Linked DNA regions of Mus musculus: region 2 is linked to region 1. A link is a loop called in an ENCODE intact Hi-C map of the cell type or tissue named here. Cell type or tissue: heart. All regions are shown on one strand. Links, peaks and the distances in the headings refer to the core of each region. The heading gives the core; the rest is flanking DNA.

What was found. A loop is a pair of places that touch in the nucleus more often than their neighbours do. Peaks named below come from ENCODE experiments on the same cell type or tissue, not always from the same donor. Only the 100,000 strongest peaks of a DNase experiment are listed, where the experiment ranks them.
Region 2: it touches region 1 in a loop (2.8-fold over the local background); 9 of 42 quality-filtered maps call a loop at or near these places.

What each region holds. Positions count from the first base shown.
Region 1 is chr11:120,671,598-120,674,502 of GRCm38, reverse strand. Aspscr1 (alveolar soft part sarcoma chromosome region, candidate 1 (human)) reads right to left here and starts at 1,530. Exons shown (of 16, transcript NM_026877.2): 1 at 1,333-1,530; 2 at 408-463. The coding sequence starts at 1,434. In heart, for the core only: no CTCF peak of the experiment used is centred there; DNase peaks (open chromatin) are centred at 1,182 and 1,492; H3K4me3 peaks cover 1,887 bases; H3K27ac peaks cover 1,887 bases.
Region 2 is chr11:120,623,389-120,626,293 of GRCm38, reverse strand. It overlaps Sirt7 (sirtuin 7), which reads left to right and starts at 1,280. Exons shown (of 10, transcript NM_153056.3): 1 at 1,280-1,417; 2 at 1,484-1,621; 3 at 1,700-1,804. The coding sequence starts at 1,322. Mir6936 (microRNA 6936) reads left to right here and starts at 1,418; the gene lies at 1,418-1,471. It also overlaps a transcript of Mafg not described here. In heart, for the core only: a CTCF peak has its summit at 1,836 (motif pointing left); DNase peaks (open chromatin) are centred at 863 and 1,283; H3K4me3 peaks cover 1,865 bases; H3K27ac peaks cover 1,533 bases.

The sequences.
Region 1 (2,905 bases), core at 199-2,698:
ACTGATGCAGTCACAAGCCAAGAAATACCAGGACAGCCAGAAGCTGAAAGAGATGAGTCCTCTTCCCTAGAATATTCTAGAGTATAGCCACAGGGGTGGGGGTGGGGTCTTTGATCCCAGCATTGTGGAGGCAGAGGCAGAAGGCTCTCTGTGAGTTTGAGACCAGCCTGGTCTACAAAGTGAAGTCCAGGACAGTCAGGGCTACACAGAGAATCTGGGGGCGGTTGGGGGGGGGGGGTGGCACAACCATACTCTGGGCACTTTGGACTTTGCCTTCAGAACTGGGCAAGGATAAACTTCTGTTGTATTAAAGTACCTATGGGGGCGCTTCTAAGGCAGAGATAGTATGTGTTGAGAAAAGGACCAGGTAGACTGAGAAGCCCACAGCTGAGTCCAAGCAAACTCACTTCAGGTCGTATTCACTGGGGTTGAAGTCTTGCCGCCGGCATGTGTCTTCTAGTACCTGTGGGACAAATGATCGGTAAAACCTACCTCAACTGATAGTAGGCGCACTGGCCAGCCCACCAAACATCTCACTCACCAGCTCCAAGCAAACTACATGCAAATCCTGTCTACTCTCTCCCCTCCTACTGGGGACCCATTATTGACTTAATCCTCCAACTATGGCCTAGCCTGTCCACCCCTGGTCCCATGTTCTAGGCTCTGCGAGGCCTCTAGCCACAAATAATAATCTGCCTTACTGAACTTTGTGTCCACGGCCACTCTGTGGCCCGGCAGTCTTTGTGCAACTGCTGCATGACCAGAACCCTCCTCTACATGAGCGCAGCTCCAAATGGAGGTCACTCTGTATGGCCCTGCCACAGATATGAATCGTGTACGCCTTTGTAACCTAACAACAGAGGTTTAATAAGCAGGTGTAATTCATACGAGGTCACAAACAGCAACAATCAAAAGCCGTGAGTGACTTAGCAAAATTCACTTCCGGGAACACAGGCCCTAGGGTCCGGAGGGACGCCCCTGAGCTGAGCAGGAAGGAACGCCACTCTTCCCGGTGACCGAGAAGGCTGGATTCGGACAAGCGCCGAAGATTCTGGGGCTCGCAAGGCTCGACCCTGTTAGTGGGGTCCACCCCACCGTGCTCAGCAAACGCGCCTCCAAGTATCCCGCCCCGCCCCCGGGACCCAGATCTAGAGGATGGGGCGGACAGCCGCGCGAAAGGCGCTCATTGGCTGCCTCAGGCCCCGCCCACCGGGACCCGGTCCCGCCCTACCGCCCTAGGAGCAACCGCAGGGGCGGGCCCTGATGCGGCGACCCCGGGCGGCCCGCGGGTCCACCCATCCGCCCGTTCCCCACCCGGGCCGGCGGCCGCACCTGCAGCAGCACGGTGCTCGGCGTCACCTTCACCGTGTGGCGCCGCCCGTTTGGGGCCAGCACCGACACCGCGGAGCCCCCGCCGCCCGCCGGGGCCGCCATCTTCCGCTCACGTGACCGCAGCCGGCTCGCCTCAAACAACTTTATCCGCAACAGCCCGGACGCACAGCCACGCGGTCTCGGGGGCGGGGCCAACTCGCTTCCGGGCCCGCCCCCGGCGCTCTGGCTCTGCTTTGCTATTAGGCAGCCTGATGGCGTCCCGACGGCGCGGACCAAAGGCACCTCCCTGGAAGGAGCACAGTTCTGTCAGGGACATTGTTTCTTCATCCGGAGGCACGTGTTCCTGGGAACCTCCAAGCTCTGGGGGCTGCCTGCAAGAAAGCTATGCTGCCTGGGGCCAGCCTGGGGCCCACAGCTACCTGTCTGTCACCAAGTACTGGGTATGCGCACACCAGAGTTAGCCTTTGTACCTACTCCGTTAAGTACTGATCCTGCCTCCCTTCTCAAGTGTTCCTGTGATCATCATCGTCACATGGCGACAACCTTTTAGAAAAATATTTTATTGAGACTGATGTGGTAATGCAAGCCTTTAATCCCAGTATGTTGGAGGCAAAAACAGATCCCTGAGTTCAAGACCAGCCTGGTCTACAGAGCAACAGTCTTCCAGGACAACCACGGCTACCCAGAGAAACCCTGTCTTGAAAAAATAACAACAACAATAATAATAAAGTTATATTTTATGTGTTTTTTTTTTATTGTGTGTCTGTGGAAGAGCAGGTACAGGCATGCTATGGTACCTGTGTGCATTGTCAGCGAACTTGCCTGTTCCCTCCTTCCACCTTGTGGGACTGAGGGATTCATTTGAGGTTACCAGGCTTGGTGGCACTTTTACTTGCTGAGCCATCTTGTTGACTTCAGGCCCTCTCTTAGCTTGTCACCATGACTTCAAGGAGAATGCTTTGCCTATGGTCCTTGGGATTGTTGTAAAAATCTCCAAATCTGACTGGAGAAGCTGGTATACAGCATCTGTGTCACACGTGTGTATTGACAAACATGGGGAAAAGAATGGGAAGAGTTTGCGTGTTCTATGCAACCTTAGACCCTCACTGTGCTGCCCACCTTCCCGGGTCCCCTTTGGTTTTCTTCCTTTCTTTTTTACACACTAGCATTTAAAACAAAACCTCACAAACCCTCAAGTCTGTTTTCTTTCAACTGTCCCACTGTTAGAATCCTCTGGCAGAACATTTAGAGAGGTGCAGTGAGAAAAATGGACAGCCATCAAGAGATACAGATTGTTCTGAAAGTGAGCATGTGAAATTTGACCATGGTCAGGCTCAAGTTAAAGTCGGAATCCTCCATAATCAAGGTCCCTCTTTCCTTGGGTAGTAAATTAGTCAGCTATAGGCTAATTCTTTAAGACTACAATGCCATGTTTTTTTTTTTTTCTTCCCACATTTATTATGCAACAGTTTTAACACCAATTGATGAATGAGTTTTTTTTATTTATTTCCTTGACAGTTGTCCGGGCTAGTTTTATGTCAACTTGACACAAGCTAGAGTCATCGGAAAGAAG
Region 2 (2,905 bases), core at 312-2,811, 48 kb after region 1:
TTCCAGCAGGCTGGTCTCAGCTCATCTTTCAGTTCTATGTGTGCTCTGTTAGCCTTGGTGATCAGGGCCAGGGTTTGCAGCTTTGATAAACTACTTGGAGATGGTGAGGCCACTTCCCTGCTACCTCCCTCTCTGGTGTGGCCACTTGGCTAAAGCTCCCATCCGCAGCTGGGATGTCTGAGCCACAGCCTGCTACACTGTTTCCCCTCTGGGATCTTCTGAGTTACTTTTTTAGGCTGTGGTTTAGTGAAAGGAACCAACACATTAACAATCTCCCCAGAAGCCACTGAATAATTCTTGGCATATTTTCTCAGTGCCATTGGCCGCCTGGTTTGGGAGCAGTTGTGGAACAGAGGACAGATCGGTACCATACAGAGGCATGGGTTCGCTGTAGCTGCTCACAGTTTGCCTGTTCCTGGCGTGTGTCCTAGGTGTGTGCTATACCTGCTGGGCCAGCTACACACATACGTACCCTGCCCCTGGAGCAACGGCATTAATATAGCACGGGTGTCTCTGGAAGTGTGAGGTAGAGTGTTCTAGGAAGTGTTCCTGATAAGATTTCCTTGTTCTCTAGGGCCCCCGTTGGGCTTTTGGCCCCTCCAGCAACTTTATGCCCCAACCCCACTTTTCCTCCCATTCTCTGTCTGCTAGTCTCTGAAGCCTTTAACCAAATGGGAATGGGTACAGAAAGCCTTCTCCTGGCAACTTAGGGCAACAGGACAAGGGCTATTGTGTGTCCAGCTCTGTTGGTCTCCTGGTGCTGAGAGGTGTGTCCAAGCAGAGTTGATCAGCCCCTGCCTGCCCTGCAGGGCTGAAGCCAGGGGGAAGGTTAGTAGAGAGTACCCTAAATGGGGTGAGGGTCCTTCAACATCCAAGTGAGGAGGGGCTGTGGTGTGGCTGCAAGGTGAGACCCTGTCTCCTGCACCTGGGTAGGGCCATAGGGGATCTGGCTGCAAGGTGAGGCCTGGACTTGGAGAGCAATCAGTCTCCTGGCCTCAGCAGGCAGCAGCCTTGGTGCCCACCCGTGCCCTGCGCAGTATTTATTGCTAAATTATTGTCCAGGAGGGGCGGCACTGGGCCTGGCCCCCCGGGTATTTATTGCTGTACATAGTGTATGTTTGTGATATATAAGGTTTTCTTTATTTTGTATATGATCAATAAACGCCTTTTAAAGAGATCTGGTGGTATTTCTTTGAAATCCCGAAGGAGCAAGGGTGGGAAGGGCGAGCCGGAAGAGGTGGAAAGGGCCGGGCCCGCGCATGCGTCTCTGTAGCTGCCGGATGAGGCGGAAGCGGAAGCCGGAAGCGCAGTCAAAGGAGCGATGGCAGCCGGTGGCGGTCTGAGCCGCTCGGAGCGCAAAGCTGCTGAGCGGGTCCGGAGGCTGCGGGAGGAGCAGCAGCGGGAGCGCCTCCGCCAGGTGAGCCACTGCCGTGCCCGCGCTCGCGCCGGCGCGCGCGGTCGCTCACCCGCTGCTCGTCCGTAGGTGTCACGCATCCTGAGGAAGGCGGCTGCAGAGCGCAGCGCGGAGGAGGGCCGGCTCTTGGCCGAGAGCGAGGATCTGGTGACCGAGCTGCAGGGTCGAAGTCGGCGGCGTGAGGGCCTCAAGCGCCGCCAGGAGGAGGCGAGTCGCGGGCAGCGGGTGCTGGGCGGCGGGCTGCGGGAGGCGAGCGGCGGCAATAACCAGCCTGGCTCCTATCAGGTGTGTGATGACCCGGAGGAGCTGCGGAGGAAGGTCCGCGAACTGGCCGGAGCTGTCCGAAGTGCCAGGCACTTGGTTGTCTACACGGGCGCTGGAATCAGCACAGTGAGTGAGGGCCTGCGCGTTGCTTCGGGTGTGAGGCGCCCCCTTCTGGGATGCAAACTCGGGCTGTACAGTGCTGGAGTTCAAAATCTCGCTCACCTTTGAAGTAACTTCAAGGTGTCCTTTCTCAGAGACCCGAAGCAATTCTAGATTTAAGACTTAACTAAGGCAACGTGACAGTGGTGGCACATTCCTTTAGTCCCAGCACTTGGGAGACAGGAGGATCTCTGTAATTTCAAGATCAGCCTGGTCTGCATAGGGACTGCATAGGGAGTTCTAGGTCAGCCAGGGCTAAAGAATAAGTCAATAAATAATAATTAAGCTAAGTCAAAGAGTTACAGAATGCGTAGTTTCTGACTGCCAATCAAACATGGAACAGTAGTAGGGCATAGTAGCCAACTGCCTGCTAATGCCTTCTCCCTTAAAGTGCAGACAAATTGATCGATTTACGTGATGTGGACAAACTGGAGCCCTAGTCTTTCTCCTGAGCCTGTACTCCTTGAAGAAAGATAAATGGAAAACTAGTGTCGAGTCCCAAATCTCCAATCTCAGGACTCAGGAGGTGGGGCCTGGTAGAGGAGGAAGATCAAGATCAAACTCTTGAGAGCAGCCTGGCTCGAAGCTCCATGCAAGACCCTGGCTCGGGGAAAAAAAAAAAAAAAACCAGACAGAGTCCTGGTACAATAGGTACATTTGAGAAATGCTGTCCTCTTGACTCTGAGAGCTCTCCTGGGAAGGCTGAGGGATGACTAGCTTTGAAGTTGAATATTTGACCTCAGGCGAACTCGGCTTCTATTCTGAGAAGCCCTGAGGTGGTCTGGAGAGATGGCTCAGTGGGTAGCGTGCCTGCTATGCAAGCGTGAAGACCCGAGTTTGGACTCTCAGAATCCATGTGAAGAAGCTGAGCAGTACCACACTCTGTAACCCCCAGAACTGGGAAGATAAGCTCAGAAGCCCCCCTGAAGCCCTCTGGCTAGCAGCCTAGCCAGATCCACGAGCTGCAGGTGCATTGAGAGACTAACAACTACAACAACAAAGGTGGGGGAGGCAGTGAGAAGCTCACTGAATACTTAGGCACTTGCTACCAAGCCTGGTGCATGAGTC